2 separate regions of the Homo sapiens genome follow, and region 1 is linked to region 2. Evidence: read pairs that join two places in POLR2A ChIA-PET (ENCODE). Cell type or tissue: PC-9. All regions are shown on one strand. Each heading gives the region's core, and the rest is flanking DNA. Links, peaks and the distances in the headings are about the cores only.

Region 1 (2,915 bases), core at 202-2,701, 350 kb before region 2:
TAAGGGATTGTAAATACACCAATCAGCAATCTGTATCTAGCTCAAGGTTTGTAAATGCACCAATCAGTGCTCTGTATCTAGCTAATCTAGTGGGGACTTGGAGAACTTTTGTGTCTAGCTCAGGGATTGTAAATGCACCAAAACGGACCAATCAGCTCTCTGTAAAATGGACCAATCAGCAGGATGTGGGTGGGGCCAGATAAGGGAATAAAAGCAGGCTGCCCCAACCAGCAGTGGCACCCTGCTGGAATACCTTTCCGCGTTGTGGAAACTTTGTTCTTTTGCTTTTTGCGATAGATCTTACTGCTGCTCATTCTGGGTCAGCCCTGCCTTTATGAGCTGTAACACTCACCGTGAAAGTCTGCGGCTTCACTCCTGAAGCTAGCAAGACCATGAATCCACGGGGAGGAACGAACAACTCCAGACGCGCCACGTTAATATCTGTAACACCCCGTGCGAAGGTCTGCAGCTGCACTCTTGAACCAGTGAGACCAGAACCCACCAGAAGAAAGAAACTCTGAACACATCCGAACATCAGAAGGAACAAACTCCAGACATGCTGTCTTTAAGAACTGTATCACTCACCGTGGGGGTCTATGGCTTCATTCTTGAAGTCAGTAAGACCAAGAAGCCACCAATTCCGGACACACTGGGATTGCAGGCGTAGGCCGCCGCGCCTGGGTTTTTTTTTTTTTTTTTTTCTGAGACAGAGTTTCACTCTTGCCCAGGCTGGAGTGCAGAGGTGCAATCTCCGCTCACTGCAACCTTCACCTCCCAGGTTCAAGGGATTCTCCTGCCTCAGCCTTCTAAGTAGCAGAGATTACAGGCCCGTGCCACTGTGCCTGGCTAATTTTTGTATTTTTAGTAGACTTTCGCCATGTTACGCAAGCTGGTCTTAAACTCCTGATTTCACCTGATCTGCCCACCTTGGCCTCCGAAAGTGCTGGGATTACAGGCCTGAGCCCCCACATCCAGCCTAAAACTCATCTTTCTTGTTGGATGGTGGGGCACAAAACTGAAAGAAAGCCTAGGAGGGATATTTCCACCAATTATTTTCAGTAAGTGTGTAATGCCAAACTCAGTACTATGTAAAGCTAGTAAAGTGTAGTAGCTTAACATCTCAGGATCTCAGTCCAGAAATAGTATTCAATATGAGCAAAAATATGCATAGCATGACATAGTGCTGCATGTTGAAACACGCCATTGAGTACAAATCCTTTAGCTTATGAGAGGACAGAAATAGTTCTTAAAAATTAGTACGGCTTCTTAAAAAATTAGCCAAAAGGGGAACTAAGTGTCCTAGAGATTAGTGTGGCCTTCGGAGCAATTTCTATCAAACTGGATTCAGCCATAAGGAAATCGGGTTAGTGTTGTAAGATCAGACATTTTGACTCCGAAACATTTCTTTAAGCATGGAGGGACACCACAGTGCTCTTTCCTAACAAGCCAGAGCAAGAGTCTTCTGTTTTTGCTTTCTGGTAGTCTAAGGTACATGCCTCAGAAAATGCAGTTGAAAATAAAAGGGCTGCAGGAGTTTTGAGACCGACCTCAGCAACATAGGGAGACCCCATCTCTAAAAAAAAAAAAAAAAAAAAAATTTAATTAGGCATGGTGGCACACACCTGTAGTCCCAGCTACTCAGGAGGTTAAGGTGGGAGGATCGCTTGAGCCAGGAGTTATGCTGCAGTGAGCTATTATCGCATCACTGCACTCCAGCCTGGGCAACAGAGTGAGACCCTGACTCCAAAAAAAAAAAAAAAAAAAAAAAGAAGGGCTCATCCTACCTAAAGATTTTCAGCACTTGGAATGTAGGCTCTGGAAGAACACAGGATTTGGATATTTTCTAGAATTTCTTTCTCTTGGTCCTTTCATCACCTTAAGAAGTACCTGAGCCAGGCACAGTGGCTCACACCTGTAATCTCAGCACTTTGGGAGGCTGAGGAGGGTAGCTCACCTAAGGTTGGGAGTTTGGGACCAGCCTGGCCAACGTGGTGAAACCCCGTCTCTACTAAAAATACAGAAATTAGCTGGGTGTGGCGGTGTGCCTGTAATCCCAGCTACTGGGGAGGCTGAGGTGGGAGAATTGCTTGAACCTGGGAGTTAGAGGCTGCAGTGAGCCGAGATCGCGCCACTGCATTCCGGTCTAGGCAACAGAGTGAGACCCTGTCTCAAAAAAAAAAAAAAAATAAAAGAAGTACCTGAAAATGGGGTGATTAAGCAGAGAACTGTGAACAGAGAGATATTCCATTGATTTTGGTGGGCTTGCCTCTGTCATATTAGTTCAGCCTAATTCAATCAGAACTTCCTCAGCACCTACTCTGTGCCAATACTGTGCTAAAGGCCATAGCAACAGCAGAAGAACCCTACAACACAGCCCTTGACCTTAGGAAGTTCACCATCTTGTTGAGTGGGCCAAACCTATACACATGAAGGAACTAGGGGACAAGACTAGGGGACAAGATATAATTGGGCATCAAAATTGGTCTAATTTCCATCTAATCTTAGTTTTCTTATGCATCATTTCACAGTTGTATTTAAAAATCATAAAACATTAATCTGTCCAGGTACAGTGGCTCACACCTGTAATCCCAGCACTTCCGGAGGCCAAGGCAAACGGATGGCTTGAGCTCAGGATTTCAAGACCAGCCTAGGCAACATGGCAAAACCCTGTCTCTACTAAATATACAGAAATTAGCTGGGCATGGCGGCATGTGCCTGTAGTCCCAGCTACTTGGGAGGCTGAGGTAAGAGAATCACCTAAGCCTGGGAGGCAGAGGTTGCAGTGACCCAAGATGGTGTCACTGCATTCCAGCCTGGGAGACAGAGTGAGACCCTGTCTCAAAAAAAAAAAAAATCAAATTAATCCTAATTTAAATATATTAAAATCCATTATGGGTCACATTCAATCATGGCTA
Region 2 (2,915 bases), core at 256-2,755:
AACTTGATGCAGACCAGTATTCCCAAGTTGCAATAGTATCCAATGACTTTGCTGAAATGCATAAAATGGACAAGCCTAGGTATCTGCGCAACCAGCAGGTTTTTTTTTTTTTGTACCAAGGCTAGAGAATGCCTGGTAAAAGCTTGACCAGAAAACTCTCAAAAGTAACTGTTACTGCCCTACTATTCTTAAGATACTTAAAATTTGAATAAAGAACCTACTGGCTATGTAACATTCTAAGGTCTACCAGATGCTACCAAAAAATATTAGCTACATGGAGTGTTGCTAAATATAGCTGAGATTTACAAAACCACTTTAGTCTCATTGACATTTCTGATTGACATCTTTAATTACTTTGCACCAGCCTGGCAAAATAGAAGAATGTTGTGGTTGGGAACTGCAAAACCTAGCTTGAAGATTAACAACAGGTCTTTGCTCAGAATAAGACAATCCATTTGAATAGATGAAGAGTATCTGGGCTGGAAAATTTTGCAAAGCTGGTTTACATGAAGGTGTTTTGTCCCAATTTCAGACAATTCCTCAAACATGCATTTTTTGGTATAAAACTGGTTAACTAATGTAGAAAGCAAAGAAACAAGACCATTGAGAGTAGAACTCCCCATATCTTGGGGAGTCCTAATTAACACTATGCCACCTAGTAGCCTGAAAGCTGCAATTAGTATAAAGATCATCCAGAAATGTTTCTATTTCTCATACATTTAATCAGTTTCGTTTAGTTCCTGTCATGCTCATTTAGACACATCAGTGGTCCTACTTGCTTCACCACTGATCATACAATACCTACTAACACCAACTTCAAACGGATTAGCTAACTTAAGGATCTGTCATGATGCATTCAGGCTGTATCATAAGGGACTCAGGTCATCTTACCCAGAGCTACAAGGGTAAGATGGAATTTTCAAAGTCCCTTAAGATCCTGGCCAAGTTTTATGCATAGAATAGTGATGTTCAAGACTTAACCAACACCTTTCAATTCTGAATGTAGGTATGTATGAATAAGGTTAACAATTATAATGTCTGACTCTCAAATATATCAAATTAAGAAGTGTTAATATTGAACACAAATCAAAAATCTAGTTAGAAACATTTTATTTAAATGTGCCAAATAAAAACCCACATTTTCAGACCATATGATGTTAATACATTCAACAAAATTTATATTATCTTACTGCTGTGAATTTACATAGTAATCCAGATCCATTTTGATTAGATGGTTGAATTATCTTTCCTAGGTTACACTTTACAGACATCACAAATCCCTTATAATAATGTAAACAAAATAACTTTTCCCTAAAGGGTGAACTTGAGAGCTTCAGTCCATTCTTTCAGGACTTGCACTTCTGCGAGGACTTCCTGATGGGGAACGACTAAAAAGAAAAACATTAGGTTTGGATCCAATTAGTGTCAATTGAAACTCTCATGTACATGTACTAACTTTCAATAACTTCAAAGGTGGCCTAAGGTACTAATTTCCTATAGCAAAGACCTAAAAATGACATGAAACTTACATATATTCATCTTTTGTCCCTGGCTTAAGATTAGGCTACCCTGGCCAGGCACGGTGGCTCACGCCTGTAACCCCAGCACTTTGGGAGAGGCCGAGGCAGGTGATCACCTAAGATCAGGAGTTTAAGACCAACCTCGCCAACATGGTGAAACTCCGTCTCTACTAGAAATACAAAAAATTAGCCAGGCTTGGCGGTGGGTGCCTGTAATCCCAACTGCTCAAGAGGCTGAGACAGGATAATTGCTTGAACCCGGGAATCGGAGGCTGCAGTGAGCCAAGATTGAGCCACTGCACTCCAAGCCTGGGGACAGAGCGAAAACTCCATCCCAGAAAAAAAAAAAAATTAGGCTATCCTCCTTGTCAAAATTGCAAGGTCAACCTGCAGTTAAATATGACAACTATTTGAAGTCTTCTGGTCATTAAGAAGCACTAGATAAATATGACAACTATTTGAAGTTTTCTGGTCATAAAGAAGCACTAGGCAGGTAACTATTTCCAAGACTTTTCTCCACACTTTGTATCTATTGTACATGTGGGGAAAAGGCATCTATCTTACCAAAATTTCTACCAAGTACTCACAGGACCAATCACATCTTAATAATCACCCTAACATTTTATGACTAAGTATTTCCAGCAAAAGTATAAACTAATGTTACTGAATCAAAAAAAAAAAGTATTTCAGAAACTTAGCATAGTATTTTAATCTATATAGCACCAATTCTCCAAAGAGCTCAAAGACTGCAAAGCAGTAAGCAAACAAATTCTGCAGAGGCCACACTTGACAGGCAAGATTTGGCAACAAAACATTTAGCTTACCTTCTTTTTGGAGATGGAGATCTGGACTTTGATCGGCTGTCAAAACATGAGAAATTCTATTAAAGAAAGAGTACTAACCAATCCCTTTCTTGTAGTCACCAATACCGTAAAACCCCCAAATGTCCTAAGCTTAAAATGTCAGACTGCACTTAAACTGAAAAACATCCTACCAGTTGTTGCTAACAAAAGCCAATCTTTCAACAACTGTTTTTCAAAAAATGACTCAATTACTACATCATGATTAATCTTTTACATTCTGCTTTAAGCACATCGATTTCAGGATGCTTCTCCATGCACCTATCAGTTCTAACAAGGGCCTCTTTAATATAATCCCCCAAGTCATAAGCTTCTTTCTCACTATAGTTTTACATTCCCTTGTTCAGGGAAAGTCAGCCAGTAATAAATAGGACATACACAAATAAGGTACTGTGTTCCCACTAAAACCTAAGTTTAGAGTTAACACTTAAAATTTCAACAATTAAAAACACTTTGAACTCTTTGGATATTGGTGCCATATAACTAGAAAAGCATAATCAAATTTTTACCCTACCTGCTTCTTGGTCGTGAAATA

What was found. ChIA-PET counts read pairs that join two places held together with the same protein. Peaks named below come from ENCODE experiments on the same cell type or tissue, not always from the same donor. Only the 100,000 strongest peaks of a DNase experiment are listed, where the experiment ranks them.
Region 1: POLR2A ChIA-PET joins it to region 2 with 24 read pairs; 8 of 35 experiments call an interaction of 5 or more read pairs at or near these places.

The regions. Positions count from the first base shown.
Region 1 is chr2:38,397,764-38,400,678 of GRCh38, forward strand. No RefSeq gene overlaps it. Among named protein-coding and RNA genes, the nearest start is that of ATL2, 22 kb to the left of the region's middle. In PC-9, for the core only: no CTCF peak of the experiment used is centred there; no DNase peak of the experiment used is centred there.
Region 2 is chr2:38,743,800-38,746,714 of GRCh38, forward strand. It overlaps SRSF7 (serine and arginine rich splicing factor 7), which reads right to left. Exons shown (of 8, transcript NM_001031684.3): 6 at 2,895-2,915; 7 at 2,345-2,380; 8 at 1-1,388. The coding sequence ends at 1,334. Among named protein-coding and RNA genes, the nearest start is that of SRSF7, 6.1 kb to the right of the region's middle. In PC-9, for the core only: no CTCF peak of the experiment used is centred there; no DNase peak of the experiment used is centred there; H3K27ac peaks cover 871 bases.